Linked DNA regions of Homo sapiens: region 1 is linked to region 2. The links are chromatin loops, found by intact Hi-C in ENCODE. Cell type or tissue: B cell. All regions are shown on one strand. Each heading gives the region's core, and the rest is flanking DNA. Links, peaks and the distances in the headings are about the cores only. Region 1 overlaps PBX3 (PBX homeobox 3). Region 2 overlaps PBX3 (PBX homeobox 3).

Region 1 (17,732 bases), core at 5,627-13,626, 74 kb before region 2:
TCTAACATCAAACCAGTTTCCTTTTTTTTTTGACTGATTATCATTGTGGCTGCTTTTTAATTACTGTGATTATTATGTTACTTTTAAATTTCTAATATTTTGCAGAATATTGACATGCCATCTAATAGTGTTTTCTAAAGACTGAACTTTAATCAGTATGAGTGCTTTAACTTGAAAATTAGGAGTTCAAAGTTTTCGTTTAGATGACTGATGTTCAGTGAGTGAATAATTTCAGAAATATAAACATTTTCCAATATAAAAAAGTAGCTGTCAACCATTGTAATGTGAAAAAAAGATAAGATGTTCCCATAAAGTTTTCCCTTTCAGTTTTAAATGTTAGAATTGATGGCCAAGCTGTAGAATTTCTAAACCTCTTCTTCCTTAAGCGATTATAATTTGCTGAACTTTAATGCAGCATGCTGAAAAAATAAGCCTCTCCCCTCCAGAAGATTCCATTCATTTAATAATGATAATAAAAATTACTGCCATTTATTGAGCAATGTCTGTGTGCAGCAATGTCTGCGTGCTGGGTGCTTTACATGCATTTCTTTAAAAAAAATTCATGCTTTAAATCTAAAGTAATATATACTTATTGGGAAAAATAATATAATGCTGATGACATATTATTTCTTAAACTTGTAGCAATGCTCCAAGGTAGGTATTTTAATTCTCAATTTGCATATGAGGAAGGTGACACTGAGAGGTTAAGTAATTTGTCCCTGATCCCATAGTGAGTGACACCCCAGGCTGTCTTTGCTTCAGAGGTGGCAGCAGAACTACTCAACTTAGGCAGAGAAAGTAGTGGAAATGGTTGATTCAAAGATGGCAAAACCTGAGCTTAAAAAAATGTGGTCAGGTCCAGAGTGACACTGAGTGGCAGCAGAGCTGTGGTCAGCACTAGTGTAAATATTTGTAGACAACCATGTTTTACAGACTTCAGTTTAATGGCAAAAATCTGCCCTAAATGCCTCAGTAAATATATGCTGGAGAACAGAAGCCTATTCACTGAAGAAACAATTGACTTTAGCTTTTCTGTTGTTAAAGTGGCCCCTAGTGATAGTGCTGCAGTGACTAGATAGAGCAGAGGAGAATGGCTTCCTCCTGGCTGGTGGGCTGGCAGTTTCACTGGCACTGCCAAATGTACTTCCTATTTGTTGTGCAAGGGAATTGGAACAGTGAGGCATTTATCATATCATCCCCTACTCCTCATGCAAGCAAAAAAGGAGAAGTTGTCAATGAAAGAAAAAGAACTGTAATCGCACATTTACATATGCTTCTAATTGTTGATTTGGGGATTTTCTATGAATATAGCTTCACAAAACAGATGCTGTTTAAGAAAAGGGGGAACATAATTTTGTGGGCAATGAATTAAGTGTTTTTGTGGCCCTCTCATCCGTAGCTAGGAGCAGTTTGTGGACCGCGTCTGTGAACGCGGCTCATAATTGTTTTTCACACATAAGTTATGCAAATGAGCTTTTATGGCAACTGGCATAACAATTAGCATCCTCCAGCAATATTTTAGCAGGTTAATTGCAAAATTTCTAAATTGTACATCTGACTTGTTAATTAGGCATGACAGAGGTGGTAAAATAGTTATCTTCAGGCAGTGGCAGCCAGGAGCTGCTTGAAATGCAAAGAGCAACGATTGATTGGATTTGAGGGTTACAATTGTGGGAGCACTGCTGTTGTCAAGTGCCGCTGAGCAGCTCTGCTCCATCAGTTGCCTCAGAGCAAGAACTCGGTAGTTGCTGCGAGGATCCTGCCATTTACAAATCTGCTTTATTTAACTCTGCAACTCTTCCATTCCAACCTATCTGAGCAGTTTATTTCACGCGGTTTGTTCTGCGTTGGGATCATTAAAACGAGATGGCAACACAAATTATTTTGTGCTCGAATTTCAGGACGCTGAAAGTTTACTTTCTATTTTAAAGTTCATCTCAACATTTTTCTCTTAAAATAGAAAAAAAGTCATAAATTCCCTATTTTAATTAAATTGTAAATTTCAGTTCTCAAGACTTCATATGTGATTATTTGCTTTTTAATGATTTAACTCTTTTAAACAGTGCATCTTTTTGTGCTTCATAGGTTCATTGCAGGAAAATACTGTTTGTGTATTTTAGTCTTAGGTTTTTTTTTTGAGACATAGGAGAAGAAAAGAATCTGATGTAAGGGTTTCATACAGTGGACAAATTCATTTTGCTTGTAGAATTTATAAAATAATATTAGCATGGCATATTGTGATGATATTGTATACCACTATTAGAATTCTATCTACAGTATGTTTTAAAAATTATTTTTTCAAAATTGTATTTAAATTTCTGTGGTCTATTTCATAGTTTTACTTGGATAGTAACAATAATTTGGTAAACATAAACATTAGTGAACACAGCATGATGGCACATTGTGCATCTGATTGTGCCAAAATGAACCATACCTTTTGTGTTTAAATTAGGCTAATTACATTTTTCTGTGCATATAAGTACCTACAAGTACACTGAATATGAAGTTAAGCATGTGTGAAATTTGATGTCACCTTTGAATTCACATATATTTTCTTGATTAAGCCACGTTGTGTGTAATGTTGAAATGTCATATTTTCATTTAAAAAGTAAATGTTCTACATGTGCAGCTGTACCAATATTTTACATTTTCTTATGACATGTGTATATGGAGGAAGTGCCATTTATGATATGTTGTCATCAATAATTTTGTCACTGAGAATAAAAGGCTTTAAACTCATCCACCCACTGGAACGTTTTATCATATTTATTTTAAGAGATATGAAATTAGTGAACAATTGAGCTTTTTATATTTAGGAGATGCAAATGTAACTGGATATTTACCATTAATGAAGTGCAACATAAATATCTCAGTGCCAATAAATTATACATAGCAACAGTGTATTCTATAGACATCTAATAAATAGTTTCTTTTTTCTTTTTTTTTTTGCTAGATCCTTTAGCTACATTCTTTATTATGGTCTAATTTACAGCCAATGGTGATATTTAATATTGGTTAACTTTTTAGAGTGATCTATTGCATTTGAAAATATTGTATTTTGAGTAAGAGTAAAACATTGTTCCATATCATTACATTTACTGATTAAATGCTCACTGATTTTTATCCATCACTATTCCACAATTCAAGCAAGAGTTTACTACAGTAATGCTTCAGTGGATAATATTTGGAATAGAGTAACCATTTTAATGAGGTTCATCGAGAGAGCTTCAGCAGGGAGCATTTCAGGTGTATTATGGCTTTTGTCTTGTCATGATGCATGTCTCCGTAACATTAGAGAAAAAGCTACAGGGCCCCACTCATCTCAGTTAATAATAATAATAATTTTAAAAAGTCAAAACAATAACACAAAACCCCTACCTTTCTAATAAAGTGTGAATAGAAAGATACTAAGAACAGGCAGCACTATGTGTTTTTAGGAAACTTGCTAAGTAAATACCATTTCTGTAGGTTAAATTTCCATCACATTTTTAACTGTCCCAGTATTGATCACCCTATAGAGGAATGAGACTGAAGTCTGGTAGTTATTAGTATAAAGAGGGTCAGCTGCAGAGACTGGTACCGAGTAGAGGCTCTCATGGTAATGATGCTGCTATTTATAGATCCCCATTTCATTAGTTGCAGAGTTTCAAGGAAGAGATTTTCTCTAGGGGAAATGGATACTTGAAGTTCATTTTCTTCCTCATATTAAGGCAAAAATGTGAACAACCTTCAGTATAGGACATATGATTACAGTATTTTTGCAGGGGCAGTTTATATTCTAAATATATTTGCAATAGTGAATGTTGTAAATTTAAAACAATGTAGAGATTCAGAAATGTTAGTTGCTATTCTGGCTGAGTGCTACTTTACGTACATTGTTTTATTACCCTTCTTGTCATTTTTTTTCTTGTAAAAATTACTAAATTTTCAGGAACTGCAAAGCTGAGTACAATCATGACTGTATTCCCTTTCTTTAGAGTGCTGTAAGGCCTTTAAGAGAGTTAACTGATTGCAAGAAGTGTAGTTCCCCAAAAAATATAGTCCACCCACTATGTGTATCTGTATATATTTGTAATATAGGTAATTGTGCTTTCCTTCTCAAATTCTTTACCTTTGAGTTATTTTTTTCCCTTTAAGAGAATATTTACTTAGTTAGTATTCACTTAATTAGAACTGACTGTTTAATGTTTTCTGGGAGGGTATTTATGGTATTTTCTTTGCTATATTTGCATTCCAGAAATTAAGTCCCCCTGCCATTATTCGGTGAGCCTTTCATACATTAGAATGATGAATTGAAAGCAGAAATGGGAAAAAGACTGCAATGCAATGAAAATTTAATCAGCGTCTTCTGCTGCTTTAATAAGGCAAATAATTCTTATTGGCCGCTGTGTTAAGGTTTCTAATATTTAATTCATAACAAACCTTGCATTATTCTGCAGTAGCATCGACAGATCCACTTTGCTGCCTGCCAACAGGCAACCATAAAAACTTAAAAGCAGATGTAAATGTCTAAAACAAGGAGAATGATTCGATCTAAAGCGGTCAAAAAAATCAACAATATTGTGAAAGAGTTTGATGGATCTCTATATTTAGTGATGCAAAAATGATATTAATTAAACTCACTTGAGCAGATTTTTTTTTTGGACTTAGAGGTAACCTTTTACAAAGCATAGCCTTTAGTGCCTAGTCAAAGACTTGGAAAGAAAGCAAATGTCAATACAATGTTGGTAATAAGCCTCTTTAAACTGGACACAAACTGTGCCATTTATATTGGAAGTATCTGGTTTATATTCCTGTGTATATGCAGTCTCTCAGCAAATACAGTGCTGAAATTGAGCCAATGGCATAAAATATTTTATCTTCAATTAGCCCAGTTTGAGAAAAGCAATAGCTTTTGCAGTCTAATTTTTCTTTGAAATGCCCTTTGTGGGGGAAAAAAATTGTCACAGGATTACAAGGCATATATGTTTTTATTTCATAACCTGAATTTAATGATTTTGTAATAATAGCATTAATCTTTCTAGATTACCATCTTTTTGTGTGAGGTTGTGTTGGGCATTAAGTTTGAACCTGCAGAAATGAACAAAAAGATATTGTTACCGATTACATGTAAACAGCCTGAATCATTCAAAGGGATGTGGAGAAGAGTATTTCTATAGTGTGAAGCCAGAGAAAATGGCAACCTGCCAAAGCTAGGTGCAAGCTCTTGTTACATGGAAGGGTTGGGCCTGTTCTCATTTCTTCTTGAAATGGCTTAATTGGTGTCAGCACCCCAGGGATAAAGGCCTCTAACACTGAAATCCACACGATTCACCCTGTCTCTGCTCAGTGTAGGGAAACTGGTAACAACTGGTGGTGAATGAGGAGCGAACGGTGCTGTAACAATACTCGATGATGTTTGGGATGACAGAAATTAATACGCACTTGCTTGAAGAAAGCAATGATTAATGGCAGTGAGCACGGGAACGCTGTCCCTCCTTTTACTCCACTTTGATGGGGATTGAAAAGCAAAAGGCTGTTTTCATTCTCTGTGGAAAGCAGAGGTCACACAGAGTACATTATAGCAATTTTTCCTCTCTGGTTTTTTTATTTCATAAATATTATGATAAGCATAGATTAGATAGATTTTTTTGTGGAAGCTTAAAAGGATATTTTATGTCATTTAAACGTTGTTTATGCATAAAGAAATCACACATTCTTTTCTTCACTTGTTAGATCATTTCCCTTCATGTCAGAATAATTAGTGTAATTAGAAATTTTAAAAGCCTGCAAACATGAAATTGTATTAATGCTGCTTACTATTTTACAACTGGAATCAAAAGAGCTTAGTTTTCTAAAGACTGCAAGGACAGGGCGGGGATAAGAGTGTTGCAGGGGCTTTCACCTTTTTCCTGCCCCTCCCCCTGGTTTTTCTCAGTGAATGTTTGATGTAAATATATTTTGCAAGGTACTTGCACTTGTCAGCAGCTTTCTTAGCCATTTGATAAAGATTCTTTATCCTACAAGAAAGCCTGAAATAACAGAACTGTACTTTGGATAATGAATTCTTCATCTGTGGAGAACTTTAAAACAAAGTACAGTGTTGGCATTTTTTTCTTTTGAGTGAGAAGGCTGATATATCTTTTGGATCCGACAGGAAGACATAAATTAATAGAGTTCTGGAGTTCAGTTTCTCATTAATAATCCATTTTGTCATGGTTCTTGGCATTGTCAGCCTAGTAGCTGGTTCATATTTTGCTAACGGATAAAAGCAGATTATGTCTTAAGGCACAAAGCAAGAATAAAGAGTTTATCGCCTTTTGGGGGAACTACATGCTATAAGAAAAATATTGTTTTGCAAAAAGTTTCAATTTTTAGTTAGCAATACACTACATTTTCTAAGGTAAAGCTGTTATTTTAAGATCCGAAATGGTTCTTGGAACCTTAGGATATTAGAGTTTTAGATCATTGCTTAGAGTTGCCTTTGCTGATTGCAAAGGTTTGCTTTTCAGGGACAGTTATAGTAGATTTAAGCTTGTTTTTATATTTTATTTTTAGAACTCTATGTATTGGGATATAATTATAGTTCAAAGAGAAATGCAGAAAAATCACTATTCCTCTTCTTTGCACTGGTTTGTCTAGATATTCTGTTACCTCTGCCTAGTTTTGTAGACATGGGGTTCTTGACGGCTACTGTGAAGGCTGCAGAGTCTAGCCATCTAAGAAATCCAATCAATAAAATTAAAATAAAAGCCTTATTTTTAATTTTATAAACTTTGAATTACCTTATTTAATGGAGGCTCCAGAAGCAGATTATATACAGATACTGACCCTGGTAACAGGTTCTTGTAAATGGCATCGTTTAAAGTTGCTTATATTTGTATTTTAAAGAAATTGGTTTTTTTTTTTTTTGAGAGGGTGTCTCACTTTGTTGCCCAGGCTGGAGTGCAGTGGTACAGTCATGGCTCACTGCAACCTCTGCCTCCCGGCTCAAGTGATCCTCGCACCTCAGCCTCCCGAATAGTCAAGACTACAGGCGCGCGCCACTGTGCCCTGCTAATTTTTGTATTTTTTTGTACAGACTGTTGTTCACCATGTTGTCCAGGCTGGTCTTAAACTCCTGAGCTCAAGTGATCTGCCCACCTTGGCCTCCCAGAGTGCTGGGATTACAGGCGTGAGGCACAGCGCCCGACCAAGAAATTAGTTTTTATAAAAATTGAAACAATACACCCTCCTGATATCTGATAATAGGGTTACTGGCCACTTGAGACCCCACATTTAAAGGGCAGAAGACTAGTTGAAGGGATATGAGCACAAATACTACCTGTTTTTTTTCTTCTTTACTTAAAAATATTTGTTTTTAGTGTATTATTTATATTGCAAGTCTTTTACAGACACATTCTTAGAAGTAGACAACTGAAAATATATTTCATCTTTAAAACTTGGGTCTTGTACTACCATTCCCAATTATCACTATTTTTTGTTGTTCATTTTTAAAGCTCCAAAGTAACTCATGCGGGGTGTGCAGTCATAAATCTAGACTTGATTATTGAGGTAACAAGCTATGGGAAAAAAGAAGAGTTTGTGTGGGTATAAGATGAAGTAAGGAGTATTATGATTGAATGGAGAGAATAATGGGAGATTTTATTTTTCTACTTAAAAGGGCTTGTTCTTATTATAATTTATAAATTTGATATTTTCTGAGTCATTAAAGTTCATCATTGGATAAAATTGGCCTAAGTTAATACTGATAGTGGCATCTTACAAAAATTCATTTAGGAATGGGAGGACTAGTTTTATTTTAGTTTTCATTCTCAAAGGGACTGTAGGTTCTTAGAGGGCAGGGACTATCTGTCATCTATTTTTTTTAGCACACAGAATCTGCTCAGTAACATTTTTAAATAAATGCATGCCTTCTCCATGTATTATTAGATATATATCTGCTGAGTACATTAAATCTGATACTATATTCTTCTAATTCTTTACATATAAATTTATTTTAATTACAGTAACTATATACATACAGTATAAGAAAACTGCCATAGCTACCTACCTGGATCCTAAGTAATTTATATGTAAATTATTTGTAAAGTAATTTATATGTATTACTGCTCCATTGCTATCATTAATGATAATATTTTAAAAATAGAAAAATCTGTGGTGAAAACTCCTGGTAACATGCTTAAAGTTGAATATTCACTTTTAAAGTTTTAACTTTAAAACTATGATAATAAGCACTCTGTTTTCTAGTGAGGAAATATTTGTGTGTTTCCAAATTGTAGGGTTGAATTAGGATGATTTAAGACTTGTTTCTCTATAGAGTTGGGAAGGACATTTGTTTTAGTACATTATAATGAAATCTTAAAGAGTAGATTTTGACAAGAGACATTTTGCTGACACAGAATATTTTGTTCATTTTGACTCTCAAATAAGTTCTTCTGTCTTAATGATTGATTTATATTCATTTTAGACTGTACAGTTTCCTAGCTGAGTTTTCTATCTATAAGGTACAGAAATCACTGTTTAAGTTAATGATAAATTAAATAATTATCTTTAAAGGTGACAGATGGGTCACGTCCAAAGATTAACCTAAGAGTAGTTAAGTAAAAAAATACTATGATTATGAGTTATTGAAATGAATGCTAATTTTAAATTTAGCATGATTGGGAACAGAATACAGTAAGGTATCATTTATTTAATTGCTATAGTTTTTTGTTCTTTTAGACTTACTTGACTTCTCTGTGTTACAGTCATTGTTGAACTGTTTACTTCCTATTTTGAATCAACCACTGATGTGTTGCTGTCGCTCATCAGGTGGAAAGACCTGGAAAATTATATTTTATATTCACTTGCTTTTTAACTGTAACCCTTAACAGCATTTTGAAACAGTTAAAAAACAAAACCCCAATTATTTATAATGGAAAGCCATTGGAAGTAATTTTGTCATGGATTCTCTTAGTTGCAGGTGACCGGTGAATTTGGCGAATGCTAAGTGGTGAGTTAGGCTGATATGTATGTCTAAATCTCATCATTAAACCAATGGCATTAAACCAACTGCCAAGTATTTTGCTTCATGAAAACCATTAAGACATGGAAAGCTCATAACTATTTGGCTGGTGAATAGTTTATTCTGATTTTGTCCTTATTCTTAAAAAGTCATGTAATTCAAAAATCTGCCCTTTCTTCCATGTAATAGTTAATATCTGTTCATACCACCATTCACAGGTATCTATGCTTGTGGTACTCCAGAAAGCTGTAGTGCAGGAAATCTGTTTTTAGTGTAGTTTCCTATGTGAAAGTGATAAAAGCAGTGGACCCACTGCTCACTTTCTAGAAAAGTGCACATACTCATACAAGTTTAAATACAGTTTCAGGGAGTTTATAGACACCTTGAATATCATTCATGGATCCCTCATGGATACCATGGACCTTGGGTTAACAATAGCTTTGTAGAGGTAGACTTTTTAAAAAACTACATTTTATCCAAATTTGTAACTGCAATCCACTTTCTTCTGAGAAGCCTAGTGGATCTGCTTTCTACCCAGTGGTTCTACAAACACTCAGACCACCAGTCGTTTCTGAGTGTAGTGAATCTTTGAGTGTATTGAGGGGAAAGAATCAGAAAAATGGAATAGAACAATTACATGAAAGGCAGGAGCAGGCTAGCAATGAGACTCAGGTGCTAGTAGGACTAGAGAAAAAGGCTGGCGGCCGGTGGGACGGGGAGAGGGGAGTTTAGAAGAGGGAAATCTGAAATTAGAGACATGGGTTGTTGAAGGAACTTATTTGGTAATTAGCATATATTACCTTGCAAGAATGATACAAAAAAAAAATTACTGGTTTATGACCTAGATGATATAAGGTCCTTGGGGGTGGTGGGGGGCAAGTTTGTCTTTTTGGTAACTGTTTTGTTATTTCATGTTGCTTTATAGGGATTTAATTTCTGCTATGTGATAGAATTCTTTTAAGATACATGCCATCCTTGTGTATATAAAATAAGTAGATGATTTATTGGGTTAGAATCTGTATTTAATTTGTTAAACTTTCCTATGTAAAGACTTTTGAAGAGAATATCTGTGTCATTTATTCTCAAACTTTTTGATCTTAGGACTCCTTTATACTCCTAAAATAAGTTTTGTTTATGCGGGTTTAATCTCTATTTATTGTATGAACAATCGAAACAAATTCTTAAAACGTTAAGTTAATTTAAAAATTAAAATCATAAATCGATTATGTTAGCATAAATAACATTATTACAATTATCAGCTTGTTATATGTTATCCTAAACAGCATTTTCTGAAACAAAACTAAGCAAAACTAAATGATAAGAAGAATAGTATTGTTTTACACTTTTGCAAATCTTTTAAATGTCAGACTTAATGGAAGACAACTGGATTCTCATATCTGCCTTTGCATTCAGTCTGTCATCATATGGTTGATGTATATGAAGAAATATCTGGCCTCATACAGATACCTAATTGGAAAAGGAAAGAGTATTACCACCAAACTTATCAGGACAGTTTTTTTAAGTGCTGGGAAGATTTCATACTCACAGTGGAGGACACAGTGTTTCAAAATTCTAATTTTTGCTTGAAAGCATGAATTTTATTATTAGCGCCAAAACTGTTTATTGTTTTACTTGAAGTATAGGTTTACTTGGTTTCTTTTTGAAAAAAGGTCTGCCAAAATAAGCTGAAATAACCATAATTTGTTAATTTTTTTTTAAGCAGCTAGTTCAGCTTGCAACTCACAGTTATGCAAGTGCTTTCCTCACACTTGGCATGCAGCCTAAGTGCTTTGTGGAGAATTTGTATTTTGTCACAGAATATTAAAAAGACACAGTGAAGGTGTGATTGAGTTAATAATTTTTACTGTTTCATCAAGGACATTGTGAAGTGAAACTGGCCTTTAAAAAAAAATTTAAGTGCCTAGTGGTAAAGAATACATTGTTAGTATAGTGTGGTGCCGCTGTCTTGCTTTGTGCAATGGCGCCAGCAGTTTTATCCACCTTTGCTTTGTGCACCATCAGTATAAATGTCAACACAGTGAAAAAGACCAATATCTTATTACTGTGAAAATAATTTTAAGTTTGTGGACTCCTGAAAGGGTCTCAGGGACCACCAGGGGTCCACGGACACCATTTCAGAACTACAAGTCTGTGTAAAGTGAAATGCTTATGTAATATAATTTGCTCTGAGAGCATTATTTTATTTTCATCTGTAATATCTATACAGAAAGATTACCTTACCTGGAAAGAAACAGGTTTTTAGTATGCTGATCCTAAAGGCAACAGAATATATCGTGAAGCCATTAGCGTGATCCTCTTAGCGTATTTGTTAAGTGCCTACACAAGTATGGTATTCTGCTGAATATTCTTCAGTGTGGAAACAGCTTTTGCCCTTAGAAGGCAGACCCTGTAGTCAGTCTTGACTGCACACATAAAGGGAAAAAAAGGATAGATCAACAGATCACATTTTGTTGGATCATAGTTTTCCATACAGAACTAGTGTAAGCTTCCTGGGGTTCCTGGGTAAGTCCTAGAGTGATTATTTACAAAATAAGGAAGTAGGACGAGGAGATTTCTAAGGCTTTATTCAGTTTAATATTCTGATTCTTTGACTTTTTTTTAAACTGAGTGAATTGTTTATTAATTAGCTCTTAACCACTTATTAATTTATTTAAGCTCAACTGGTTATGTATAATTTGTATTTGTTGCTATCACATTGGTTAAGCATTAATGTTATTTTGCAGTATTGAAAAACGGAATGTATAGAAGAGGAAATGGAAGGGAATTGTAAATGAAGAAGGCTTCTACAAGCAAGTGAATTTTAAGTGGCAAGGAAGAAGAAATTTGGATGGTGGGGGGGATGTACATTGCAGTGTATTTAACATATTTCTGAATTCAGAGTCTTTATAGCCTATGCTATAATAGCAGAGAAGGAAAATTTGAGTTCAGAAATAACAGTAAAGCCTGTAAGTTAAAGAATCTACCAGTAATATTCTCTGATAGTGACATGTGTAATATGAACTGTTGAAAAAAATCTCCAGAGTAAAAAGTGGTTCAGCACATAAATACATAATGTTGATTCTGAGGTTCCTTTAGCTCCATTAATTTTGACCAGAAAGCTATAATAGTTTTTGAAGGGGAATATAGTACTTAGGCATTAAAATATATTTATTTTTGCTCCTCAATGAAAAAAATCTTGTATTACCTTGAGATCTTTTGATCTTCCTTCTCATACTTTAGAAGGAAGGAATACTATTCAGTAAGGAAAAAATGACCCCCAAACTCAGGTTCTTACTCAGCCCAGCACAGTGTCAAAGTCCGTTAAAAATTTAAAAAGCTAGTGGAAGGGACTGGATGAATCCTGGGAAGGTGCTATTTAGATTCTTAAAAAGGAGAGAGGGCTCCTGGGATGCAGTTTGTGTTCAGGCAAATCAGACTTGGAAGCTGGGAAGCTGCTATTGTGGCAATATTTAAGAAAAAAAGACTTCAGAGATTATGTATTTTGGAAATATTTGACAACATTAGCAACATCAACTACTGACAAAAAAAGAACCACCTCTTTGGCAAATCTTTCACAGTTGTGCCAAGAAAAGCAGCTTCATTGGAACATTTTCATAAACTATCATCAGTTATGCAGCAGCAGCTTCACAAATCAGAAATGATATCTTCAGGCGCTGCTGTCAAGTGTTATTCAAATAATACCAGCCTCACATTTGAATAACAGCAGACATTTTGAATTAATTAATCAGATGAGATAGTCTAGGCCTTTTCTCATTAGTCTCTGGGTCAGGCTTGGGAAGATATATGTGTTGGTGATGATATACTTGTCTTTAATCATGATTTATGAAGATTTAGGATTGTGTGTGATTTGTCAAAGGTTCTGGGAAAAGGCTGGTGCATATTTCATTACTTAATCTGAGATTGATTTTATGATGCTAAGAGATATCACACTATTGTTCAAATGTGTGGGAAGTACAGGTAGACACAACATCCCAGGCTTTTTACTGGCTTATCTTTGCAACTGTCAAACAATGCTGTAAACTTTAACTGCTTGTAGTTAACAATTCCTGTTTTAATTATAGGCAGATTTTTTATTCTGTCCAAAGGGAGAAGTTTCAATGGTTATTTAGCTAAAATGCATAGCAGACATTATAACTATGACCTGGTATGAATCATGGACAAAGTTGGTAAATTTCATGGGTTGGTCATGGTGAAAATATAAAATTTCATGGCTTGTCAAAGATTAATATAAAATTCCCATTAAAATGGTGCAAATAATAGAGGAACAAGAAGTAAGGTTACTCTCCTTGCATGATACCTTCCCTCTCAGGACTAATTTTAGCAAAATTGAGATGTAAAATCATATCTTTTTTCAGTTATTTAAGCAACATTAATGATCTATTAAATGAAATAATTTGTCTGAAAATATCTAGTATAATGCCTGGTTGATAGTAGGTACTGAATATTTGCTATTGATAATTTTATTTTCTCATTTCCTACCTACTTTTCTTCCTTTCCTTTAATGTTTAAGGCTGTGTTAGCATTGTTTAGCCTTTACATTCTTCAGAATTTGAATTTTTAATCCTGTTGGGTCTTAATTTCTTGGGATGTGTTTTATTTTGAGGAGAGTAGTGCAAGGGTGAGAGGTTATCATTTTAGCGTGCTGGGTAACCAGGGGGACCCCAGTGTGACCTGAGTTCTTGTTGTGTCTGCTGGTATAATTTATGTTATGGCAGGCAGTGGGGTGGGAGGTAGGTAGGTGGTAGATATATGAAAAGTAGAATATTAACCTCTTAGTACATTTGAAGCATGTACTGCCTAATTCAAAGTGAATCTTTCTGTATCATGTGCCTCCTGAGGGCAGTTACGTGTCTGGGATAAGTAGAGCGTTTTTCATTCTACTCTCAAGCACACTAAAATGCTTATTATGTGAAGTATTAAGGAATAATAAGGTGATTTTCAACCTTGTTATACAAAACAAAAATTTGCTTTTCTTTCCAATCTTGGATGATTGACAGGTATTGCTTTATTGAGGTGATCGGGCTATTAATAATTACTAGTTCTTTTTCACTTTTATGTTTTGGGAACTGGGTTAGTACTCCTAAAGTAGCTTGGCACATCTTAACATAATTACAGGCAGACAATTCTAATTGATGTTCACTTTGGGGAAGATAGTTTATAAATAACAAGATGTGTTGATATTTGGAGAGATACAGTAAGAGTAGTCTGGGAGGCAGCTTGATGCAGAATAATACTGATTTTGGAAATTAATAGATGAGTCCTACTTCTGAACTGCTGCTTAATTGATTTGTAACTTTGACAAGTCACCTAATTTTTCCTGAGCTTTAGTTTTCTTTTCCTAAAGTAAGGCCACTAATTCGTAGCTTTCAGGATTGTGAGAATTAGAGGTGAATGTATGTACAGGACCTAATGTGATACGTGGTATGTAATAGATGCTTAATAAATTGCAGCTATTGCTGTTATCTTATCTATTCATTTATCTCTTCGAGAAACATACTGGGGCATGTGTTTGCAGGCCCAAGCCTATAATCTCAGCACTTTGAGAGCCAAGATGAGAGGATTGCTTCAGCCCAGGAGTTTGAGACCAGTCTGGGCAACATGGGGTGACACCATCTCTACCTATTCTCCCCAGAAAAAAGAGTGATATATGTGGATAAATACAAGCTGAGTCATTTATAAATACAAGCTGGACCATTAAGTAAGTAGAGGCAGGTGATGAGACAGGCAGGGATGACATCATTGAGGCTTCAGTTCTGTGCGAGGGTAGTATGGTCTTTGTTCTATACTTTGGCTAGCTACTGGTGGGTTCAAACAAGGGATTGATCTGATCAGATTTTTTATATAGTTCACTTTGGAAACTTAGAAGGAATATATTACTTATGAGACTTTCGTAGATCAGTGACGATATGTATTTGTAATGGGGTAATAGTGGGGTTAAAAAAGAGGAAACAATGGTTTTAAACTGAAAAATGAGAAGGAAGGATTAGGCGATTGGTTGGAGAATTTTTGTGTCCCTTCGTTCACTTGGCTGACTCCTATGTATCTTTCAGATCCTAGCCTGGATGTCCTTTCAGAAAGCCTTTTGACCACCTCTGAGTCTGCTGATAACCTACCTAAGTCTGAAAACCTATCTTATGTGCTCCAGTAGTATCCTGTGTTCCCCCTTGTTACTGTGCTCATGACACTGTATTTAATTACATATTTAATTTTCTGTTGCCTCCAGGAAATTGTGAACTCAGGGCAGAGATACTGTGTTTTGTTTACTGTTTTGTCCTCTGGCACATAGTAGGAAGCACTCAATATCTGTTTTTTAAAATGAATTGAATGTAGTATGTGAGGAAGAAGGAGAAAACAAGGGCGTCTGTTTCTAGCATAGGTGACCCCAGGTGAGTGGTCGTTTTCCACCTGAGAGAGAGAGTAGAGTAGAACTGCGGGGTCGTAGCATATGTTCGTTATCAACTTTGCTAGATAATGTTGAATTATTTTCCAAAATGTGTGTGCCAGTTTATATTCAATACAGCAGTGTATATTTGTTCTATTTGCTTGAGGACATTAGTTTTTTTCATATTTAGGTAAAATTTGCATAACCTAAAATTAACTATTTTAAAGTATATAATCAGTGACATTTAGTACATTCACATTGTTGTACAACCACCACTTCTTTCTAGTTCCAAAACATTTTCATCCCCTCTAAAGAAACCCCATACCTATTAGTCTGTTCTGGCACTGCTATAAATAAATAACTGAGACTGGGTAATTTATAAAGAAGAGATGTTTAATTGGCACACAGTTCCACAGGCTGTACAGGAAGCATGGCTGGGGAGGCCTCAGGAAACTTAGAATCATGGCAGAAGGTGAAGGGGAAGCCAGCGTGTCTTACGTGGCCGGAGCAGGAGGAAGAGTGTGGGGAGCTGCTACACACTTTTAACAACCAGATCTTGTGAAAACTCTATCATGAGAACAGCACTAGGGGGATGGTGCTAACCCATTAGAAATCCCATCCATCACCCAGTCACCTCCTGCCAGGCCCCACCTCCAACTTTGGGGATTACAGTTTGACATAAGATTTGGTTGAGGACACAGATCCAAACCATGTCACCTATTAAGCAGTCATTCTCTATTTCTCCTTTCTCCCAGCCCCTGGCAACCACCAATCTGCTTTCTATCTCTACGGATTTACCTAGTCTGGATATTTTATATAAATGGGATCATACAGTATTTGGTTCTTTGTGACTGGCATCTTTCACTTAATGTTTTTAAGGTTCTTCCATGTTGTGGCATATATCAGTACTTCATTTTTTTTAATGGCTGAGTAATATTTCATTGTATGGATATACTACAATTTGTTTATCCATTCATCAGCTAATGGGCAGTTGGGTTTTTTTTTTTACTTTTTGGCTATTGTGAATAGTGCTGTTCAGAATGTTTGTGTACAGGTATTTATTTGATTACCTGTTTTCAATTCTTTTGGTGTACAGCTAGGAGTAGAACTGCTAGATCATGTGTTTAACTTTTTAAGCAAATGCCAAACAATTTTCCATAGTAGGTCTATCATTTTACATCCCCACAGCCATGTACAGGGTTCCAGTTTCTTTTTTTTTTTTTTAAGACAGAGTCTCGCTCTGTCACCCAGACTGGAGTATAGTGGCGCAACCTTACTGCAACCTCTGCTTCCTAGGTTCAAGCGATTCTCCTGCCTCAGCCTCCCAAGTAGCTGGGATTACAGGCATGTGCCACTACACCCAGCTAATTTTTGTATTTTTAATAGAGATGGGGTTTCACCATGTTGGCCAGGCTGGTCTCAAACTCCTGACTTCAGGTGATCCACCCACCTCAGCCTCCCAAAGTGGTGGGATTACAGGCATGAGCCACTGTGCCTGGCCCACAGAGTTCCAATTTCTTATCAACACTTATTATTTTCCATTTTTATTATCACCAGTAGTGAGTGTGAATTGATATCTCACTGTGGTTTTACTTTTCTTTTCTCTAAAGAATGAATAACGATAATCTTTTTGTGTGCTCGTTGGTCATTTGTCCTTGGAAAAATATCTGTTCAAATCTTTTGCCCATTTTTAAAAACTTTTATGGTTTTAGGTCTTATATTTAGGTGGTTAATCCATTTGAGTTAATTTTTGAATATGGTGTGAGGTAGTGGTCCAAATTCATTCTTTTGGATGTAGATATTCAGTTGTCCTAGTACCATTTGTTGAAGATACTATTCTTTCCCTCATTGAATGTTTTTGCACCTTTGTCAAAAATAAATCGATTATAGATATATGTGTTTATTTCTGGATTCGTAGTTCTATTTCATTGATCCATATGTCTATCCTTATTCCATTAGTACACTGTTTTGATTACTGTAGCTTTGCAGTCAGTTTTGAAATCAGAAAGTGATGATGTATTAACTTTGTTCTTTTTCAAGATTGTTTTGGATAGTTGAGGCCCCTTGCAATTCCATATGATTTTGAGGACTGGCTTTTCTATTTCTGCAAAAAATTGTGATAGGAGTTGCATTGAATTTGTACATTGTTTTGGGTGGTATTGCCATCTTAACAATATTAAGTCTTCCAATCCATGAACATTGGATGTCTTTACATGTATTTAAGTCTTTAATTTCTTTCAGCAATGTCTAATAGTTTTCATTGTACCAATCTTTCACCTCCCTGGTTAAATTTATTTGTTTATTGACTCTAGCAGGTTTTTTGGTGTGGATTCTTTGAAATTT
Region 2 (8,000 bases), core at 1-8,000:
GGTCTTACTGTGTTGGCCGGGGCCTAATGTTGGCCTAGCTCAAGCGATCCTCCAGTGTAGGTCTCCCAAAGTGCTAAGATAACAGTGATGAGCCGCTGCACCTGGCGTCTTCTAAGTCTACTTTGGACAATGGGCCCTTGCTCTCACAATTTTCAAGAGACCTCTATAATTTGTATGAGTGATTGCTACATCACACTACAAACTGCTTTCCATTTGTAATTACTCAGCTTTTAGCTCCTTGGTATCCACAAGAACGTTAGGTGTATTTTGGTAGACAAGAAGATTTGGACTGTAAATGGGAAATGATAGGAAGATATACTTTGCAGGATATGAAAAATCTGTCAAATCACATTCTTAAGATATAACCAGTTTACCTACATAAATGTAATTGTTGATTGCTAGTTGTGCAACTTACTGTTATTTGTTATTTACAAGATTAAATTGGTTTCTGCTAATGTCAAGTGACAAAAATATAGATAGATAACACTAGCTCTTTGTACCAAAGTACGAAACATTAGAGAGAACAAAGGCCAGGAGTCGTGGCTGGTACTAACTAGGTCTAGGTTAGAAATGTATGGCACTAATCTGGGAAGGTTTTATAAAATGAAAATAATAAAGTAGAATTTTGAAGGCTGAAAGGAGTGGATTTTTGGAAGGATTTGTTAGATTTTCCAGGAAAGTGATAGAAGTTTTTGCCAAGGTAGAGGAAAAAGTGAAGGCAGCAAGTTAGGATGGGGATTTTTGGTAGAGCTTAACACACGGAGGGGAATGGTTCAGAATATGGGATTTGGAGTCATTCAGACCTGGATTTGGGCTTCAGTTTCACTATTTCCCAGTTAGGTTGCCTTGAGGAAGTAACTGAAAATAATCTTTCTGTGTTTTACTTCTAAAATTTCTAAAATGGAGATAATTATAGTGGTTACCTCATAGAGTAGCTGTGAGAATTAAATGAAATTGTACATGAAAACATATAGTCAAGCGCTTTACCCACAGAAGATACTCAATAGATATGTTACTACTATTAACAATAATTTTTGAGGTGAACCAGTTAAATCTCATTCATTGTTGTAGATTTGAGGAATCAAGAGGCAACATGGTGATGAATAAAGAGGACTATACTCAGATTCAGAAGATCTCTCACTTGTTCAGATCTATAGATTGAGTAAATGAATGTCTTTTTCACAGCAATTCAATTAGAATGAGGTTCCAAAGAAAGAGGAAGGAAACAGAAATAACCCTATAACAGAAATATTTCCAATCTTTGTAAGCTCCTGTTGTGCCGGATGAACTGATGTAACTTCTTCACAATAAAAGTTAGCAAGATTTAATGTAGGTAGAAGGAGAGGGAAAAGCCAAAGATTTATGGGGAGTTTAAAAGCCTGGAAACGAGAGTCTTTTGGTTCTCTTGTCTCTGTTAGGAAAGTTAGGGAAGATGTTTTGGATATGTATAGTTTTGGATTACTGGATCACATCCAAGTATATATATTGTATGGACAAGAAGACATGAAAGGCCGAGGAAAGCAAAAGAGAAAAGGGATACTGTTGGGATATGATTCTTAAACATTCCAAGACTGTCTTTTCAGTGACCTCCCTGTTTATGGAATTGAGATAATTTACTCCTGACATCTGATATATGTATACTCTATTTTGAAGTATTTTGCTCTCTTAAATTCTTAGTATAAAGCAAAAGCTTTCAGAAACCTGTACAGTGTTCTATTATCTGTCAGTCTTGTGGTACTCATTTCTGGGCTTTGAGGAGCACTATGGACAGTGGGCCATTCAGATGCCTCTTTGTAAATATGGGTATCAGCAGAGAGATTTTTAAAAATGTTTTTCATGTTCACAGACCTGTCTTCTTTTTTTTAAATATCTTAAATAGTAAATAGTGAAGATTAATAATTGTGACTTGTCTAGCATTATGGTGATATTTAAACTGTTTTCCAGAAGATTTTTCTGTAGATGGAAACAACTTTGGAATAAAGGAGGAATTTTTTTCAGGATGGAGTTTTTTATTTTTCATTTTTTAGCACACTGGAAATGTGTCCATTGTGTTTTAGATGCCACTTACAATGAATTTATTTAATAGTGTTCTTCTGGTCAGATGTAAATAATGCTGTCCTGCGTATGCTGGCCTTTTAGCAATTGTTTCTTATGGGCAGTGTGTCACAAAAGGTGTAGTAACATATTTTTTTCTGGCCTTTTCTGCTTGGCTTTTATATTATTACTTATATATGCTTCTAGAAGTTTATTAGTGACTTTTAACACACCTTCCATCCCTTAGCTATAGCTAACCCTCTGAGTGAATTTTTCTCTCTTTCCTTTAAAGAACTGGCCATTTTTCTTTCTTAACTCCTCGATCTCCTTGGTACATTGACTGTAATTTTATAACACTAGTATTCTATATCTTTCTATATCAAGAAAATTTTTACTTGAAAACTGTTAGTTTTAAAATATGCTATATGTCTTTTGGGAAGTCATATATATGAGTAGGGTGAAGGGCAAAGACTGGAAATGTTTATGTTACAGAGTTATTTCTTCTTTCTTCTTCTTTCCTTTGAACCTCATTCTAACTGAATTGCTCAGAAAAGGGCATTGTAAAGAGAGTCCAGGGTAAGGGTTTGAACCCAGAATATTCCTCCTTTGTGAAATTATTTGCTTGTTTGATTTTAAGTCGTTCAGTTTGTTACTTTTAAGTCTCCATAGAGTCTTACAGCTGTTTGATTTCTATTAGTTCAATTATTATATTACCTAGCATCTAACTATATTGTTCTTTAGAAATTCTTAAATTATTATGTACTAACACTAGGGCTAACCATGCGCTAGGGACTATGAATAGCCTCTTTGCATGGAATTTATTATGGTTTGTTTGATTATTCCTATTTTTCACATGAAGAAATTAAGGCCCAGAGAGGTTTAATAAATTGTCTAAGTCACCTAGTTATTAAGTAGTAGAGCTTGGACTTGTTACCAAGTTTTATCTAAATCCTAAAAAGCCTTAGATCTTAAACTATTTGAATAATTGGGTAAATACAGATAATTAAATTTATTCTTACTGTTGAAAATTCAAATAATTTGTGGCAGTGTTTTTAAAATCAGACTTAGCTAATGCTTGGTTCTGTGGGTGTAGGAGAAATGTTGTAGATGATTCTTTTGTTTGTGTTAATCTAGCACACCCTAGGTACTATGTTTTTTGTCTTGAACTTGTGATGTGGTAGGCACCAGAGAAATGCATGGCTAGATTTTTATGTACGTAACTGTTGCAACAGGACATTTATAACCATTCTACTTTTCTTCCTTTTTGCTATTTCATCCCTGGAGTGTTGTCTTACCCCAGTTTATTCAGTGACAGAGAAGACAGGAAAAGAGTGAAGTCTCTGGAGTATAGCTCTGCTGGTGTATGACTTGTTTTGGTCTTGAGCTTGCTTGCAATGCCTCTAGTACATAGACCCAGCTTTTGTTCAGAATGCTGTTGAATGGGCAGTGCTTACTTTACTGTAGCCAGAATTGATTATCTTGGTTAAAGAATCAAGGGAGATTAAGTTGATCTCTTAACTGTTCTGGATGTTGGAGTTAATTTCAGAAACATGTAGTAAACTGCAGTATTGGTTTAGAGTGGAACACTTTAGTTAGGATGTGTAGAGATAGTTTGACCTCAGTGCTTGTGCTTTTCAGTGAAGCTTTTATTGTACTGTTAACAAAAATCTAGATGAAAAATTTGAGTAAAAGACTATATTTTATCTGAAATATGAGATGATTTTATGAGACATTTATAATTCAGAAAGCATGGATTATATTGTCTCTCAACCTCTAATTTTGAAAACTTTCATTTATATCTGTGTATTTTGATCAAGTGTCAATTTGTCTTCTGCCTTCCGATGATGAAGTAACTGACCTCCTTAAGATGGGGTTAGAAATATAAGTCATTTCTTAAAGCAAAAAGTTGCTGTAGCGAGTTTTCCTTGTGCTAGCTCTTCTCTTTCAGGCCATCTTACTGAAACTAAACATCAGTTCACTTGACAACTTTACTCAATTCTAGGCAACAGTGGCTATGCTCTGGCCTGCAGAGACAGTGAATCCATTCTGGCTCTGACACTCAATTTTATTGTAAAACACATTCATGTTGACATCATATCAGTTTTCTGAACTATTACATGCATAAAAGAATTCACCCCTTTCCATTCAGTCTTTTTCAGCCTTCCGGTTAGGAGAAATCTGCACACCCAGTGTTTTCATTTTGCATTTAATGTGGTCTAGTCCAGAAAATAGCAGCTTCAGTTAAAAAAATGTTTTTCTTGAGGCACCTTTCAGAGTGTGTTAGCTTAATGGCATTCATTAGTAGGAGAGGACTAAGGAGAAATGCACAAGGCAGTTTTTAGGAGAGAACAGTTGAAGTTTAGGGTAAAACAAGTCAGTATTGACCCAAGATTATGGGGTTTAGTTGCTCGAGTTCTTTTGCATGCAACTGCTGTTTGAAGGATTCCTTGCTGGGCCTCATCCATGCCCAATTTTGTGGGCTTTGCCTCCTACTTGATCTTTTTGGTTGTGTTGTTTTTGTGAAGTCCTTTGATTGCTGATTTTTTTGTTTACTTGTTTTACTTACATTGGAATTTGCTAGTTTTGCATTTGGAGTTTGTTTCAAATATAATTCAAATCTTCATCTTTAGTTTATGGGGGAAATGTTTTTTCTTTACAAAATTAAGCTCTTTTATTTTTATGTCAGTTCTAGCTTTGTACTGAGTTTTGCTGAGGCTATCCTTGGTTTTCACGATAAAGAAATTTCACCTTTTCACTTTTTACAGGGCTTGATTGACTTACTTGGTTTCCTGATCCTAAATATTAAGATGTTTTATTTTCCTTCTTCTCTGTGAATACAGGTCTCCCTAAAATATCCACAAACCTATTTGGGGAATTTAATAAGGTTTTCCTTGTTATTTGGTTCTACTGTTCTGAGACTGCCCATTGGGAATTTCATTTACCCATAAGAGACTGACATTCTTACATGGAGTGATTGCAAATTTTGTTTTTAAACTAATATCATAAATATCTTCAATTGATTTTACTTAAATGTGAGTATAATTTACATAAAATTTAAAAAGGGATGGTTCTCAACCCTACGGATGTAGATGTTAACTAATTCTTATTTATATAATTTGGGGCCTGGTATGGTCATATGGGGTATACGGAGAATTTTTAAAAAGGCTTTTTCCTATTGTCTGTATTTCCTAAATATTATGGGCAGAATAAGGTTGTATTAGAGAGAGAAAATTGCAAACATACCCTCACTTTCCACCGGCTGGATGCACATTATCTTTATCTTTATTTATTAATAAAAGACGGAATGCCTTGGAAAACAAAAGGTTTTAATGGCCGGTGCTTGGTATCCTTGACAACAGTCCCGAAAGAATATTACATTAGGGCACCAGAGAACTTTTAAAAATAAGTAATGGAATTCCGTCTCTGTTATGCTTTTAGTAGTCATTTCGGCCATGGTGCAGCGAGGTCATAAGCTGAGCTCAGTGAAGGGAGCCAGAACATGAAATGATGCTGAGAGAACGTCTGGGAGATGAGAGGTACAGAATTACAAGCGAAAGTGCAGGCCTGCTGAGGCAATTACAGCTTAATGGGGTCATTTGGAAGGCAATTGCCAGGGGTTAATGTAGTATGGAGAGATGAGGTGAGATTGAAGTGAAATTTGGGGCTGGAAATGTGTTAAGATGAAAGATCAGAGAGCAGCAAAATCTGCAGTGGTGAAGGTTTATAAAATGCAAAGATTTGAGAAAATGTAAAAAATAGTGCCCAGATGTTTAAAAAAATTATAAAATGAAAGTGACATAAATTCTAGAAAATGCAATTTCTACATAAAAATATCTTTTTCTAAAATAGGTTTTCTGTTAGGAAAAAGTAAAGAATCTGTTTTTAAGGAAGTTTTCTATTATAATTTAGATTTTTATTTAATTTTTTTGCCTGCATATTTTAGGTCACATTGAACTTGAAGAGAGTTAACGCTGGCAACAAGCTCCATAAGTGACTGTTTAACAGAATGCCACCTTTTTTTTTTTTTTTTAAACTTTAGGATTTAAAAACAAAAAAAATCAAGAAAAAGTCCTAGGTATATATATTTTGATATATTTATAATGGATTCATCACATTATCTTTTCAGGCATTAAAATATACTATATAAAATGTCAAAATATTACCATAATGTAAGCTAGCATTCTTTGAGTGGGTATTTTGGTTCTGAAAAGTATGCTTAAATATTACAGGTGTTTAAATTAAAAATGTCAAACCATGAAGGCATAATGGAAGTAATCATTTTTACATAGTTTTAAGCAGTACAGGGTTGAAAAAGCTTTGCATGCCAGACTATTGTGAATGAGTGGAGTTCATAAGAATTCAAAGGACAAAAGAGATCATTATGCTTTGTTACCTCAGCTAGTTCATTACCTTAATTGCTGAGTGTAATCCAGTCTTGGAAGAAAACTCTGGGGCTTTAAGAAGATCAACACCAGCACCTTATGGCACAGAAAATGGAAACCCTTTCCTGTACCATTGCTACTCCAGGAACACTAAACCTTGATCAAAGGCTGAACTTTTCTTAAGGTCGGCCATGTGAACATCCCCTGGAGCTGTACCATTCGCTGAACCATAATGAAGTTTAGTAGGTTCAGCACCATTTCTCTCTGACTGTGACCGTCCTGGATCACTGGCTAGCAATAGCATATTATCAGCCTTTCAGATAGGTGAGGTTTAAACATAATTATGGTTAGTAGTATAATATGCTTTTTTAAAAATACTGCTTTCATATTATGGAAACTGAACAAACTACTGTCACTATTTAACTACGTTAGTCAGGAAGCATTAATTTTTTTCCTTCCTTTTGAAGGGATTGCTATGTCTCCGTACCTAAATCTTTCGGAAAACCTTGGAAATTCCCTAACCGGTATACTTTTCCCGAAAAGTCCTTTACTATGCAGTGTGGATGCAACTGTGAAATGGTTGACTCATCTGAAGCATTTTTATGTATATATTTTTCTCACCTGTGCAGCAATTTAGCTTGGCTTTGAAGATAGTTTTCTTTTTAGGATGCATACAGTTGCATACATTACGCTTTGAAAAAATTACGCTAAAACAAAAAATATGACCTTTAAAAGCATGGTTGAGTTGCATTCATTTTATAACCATCAAAGCAACTCTGTACTGTTGTAAGGTAGAAAAATCAATGATGCAATCTTTTTCCTTTTGCCTCGTGCAATCCGTAATTGAAATGGAAAATCAAATGAACGGCTAACAGATAATTGTTTTATCAATATTCCCTGCCTGCCCTACAAGGGTCAGCATAGAATGATCATGAGCCAGGGATATGATGAGGACAAAATGTGAAATTGAACAGCAAGGAGGCAATAAATCAGCCTTGACAAGAAAGAGTGACCAGCATGTAGCTGTTGTAGGCAGCTTTGGGGACAGTTTTTGTCTCAGGTGTCTGCCCTGATTTAAAAATGTGAGTTTATAATATTTGAAGCTTTGCCACCACTAAGCTTGGCTATTTTGGGGTTATATATGCTACTAAAGAAAATCTGAGTAGTAATCTGACTGTAATTTATCTTAAAAGACAAATGTTGAAATAAATAAATTTCCACAAATTCAGATATTCTATATGGTATGATTAAGAAAGTAAATGTATAAAAATATTTTATTGTATTGTTGCATTTATGCAATAGGCCTTGACTCTAAAGTGAAAATGATTCACTGAATTAGTTTTTAAAAAATATATTCTGTAAAGTTTGTAAAAAATAAAGTGAATATTAGTTTCTCTTGCCTAAATTATGAGATTTATGTGGGTTGAAGATGTCATTTGAGGAAGGAGGATCCAAACAAAAATTAAGACTCATCTACTCATGTTTTAATTTTCTTTATTTTCCTATTAGCTAGAAATTATTATATAAATGACAGAAAAACACAGTTATAAATGCTCAGTAGTAGTACCATGTAATGTGTAGGAT

Evidence for each region. A loop is a pair of places that touch in the nucleus more often than their neighbours do. Peaks named below come from ENCODE experiments on the same cell type or tissue, not always from the same donor. Only the 100,000 strongest peaks of a DNase experiment are listed, where the experiment ranks them.
Region 1: it touches region 2 in a loop (2.8-fold over the local background); 4 of 110 quality-filtered maps call a loop at or near these places.

Annotation. Positions count from the first base shown.
Region 1 is chr9:125,758,277-125,776,008 of GRCh38, forward strand. All of the region lies in intron 2 of PBX3 (PBX homeobox 3), which reads left to right. Among named protein-coding and RNA genes, the nearest start is that of PBX3, 20 kb to the left of the region's middle. RefSeq lists enhancers at 437-2,098, 2,320-4,887. In B cell, for the core only: no CTCF peak of the experiment used is centred there; no DNase peak of the experiment used is centred there; H3K27ac peaks cover 320 bases.
Region 2 is chr9:125,838,243-125,846,242 of GRCh38, forward strand. All of the region lies in intron 2 of PBX3 (PBX homeobox 3), which reads left to right. It overlaps LOC124902271 (a long non-coding RNA gene), which reads left to right. Exons shown (of 2, transcript XR_007061778.1): 1 at 1-8,000. Among named protein-coding and RNA genes, the nearest start is that of PBX3, 95 kb to the left of the region's middle. RefSeq lists a silencer at 1,388-1,682. In B cell, for the core only: no CTCF peak of the experiment used is centred there; no DNase peak of the experiment used is centred there; H3K27ac peaks cover 2,182 bases.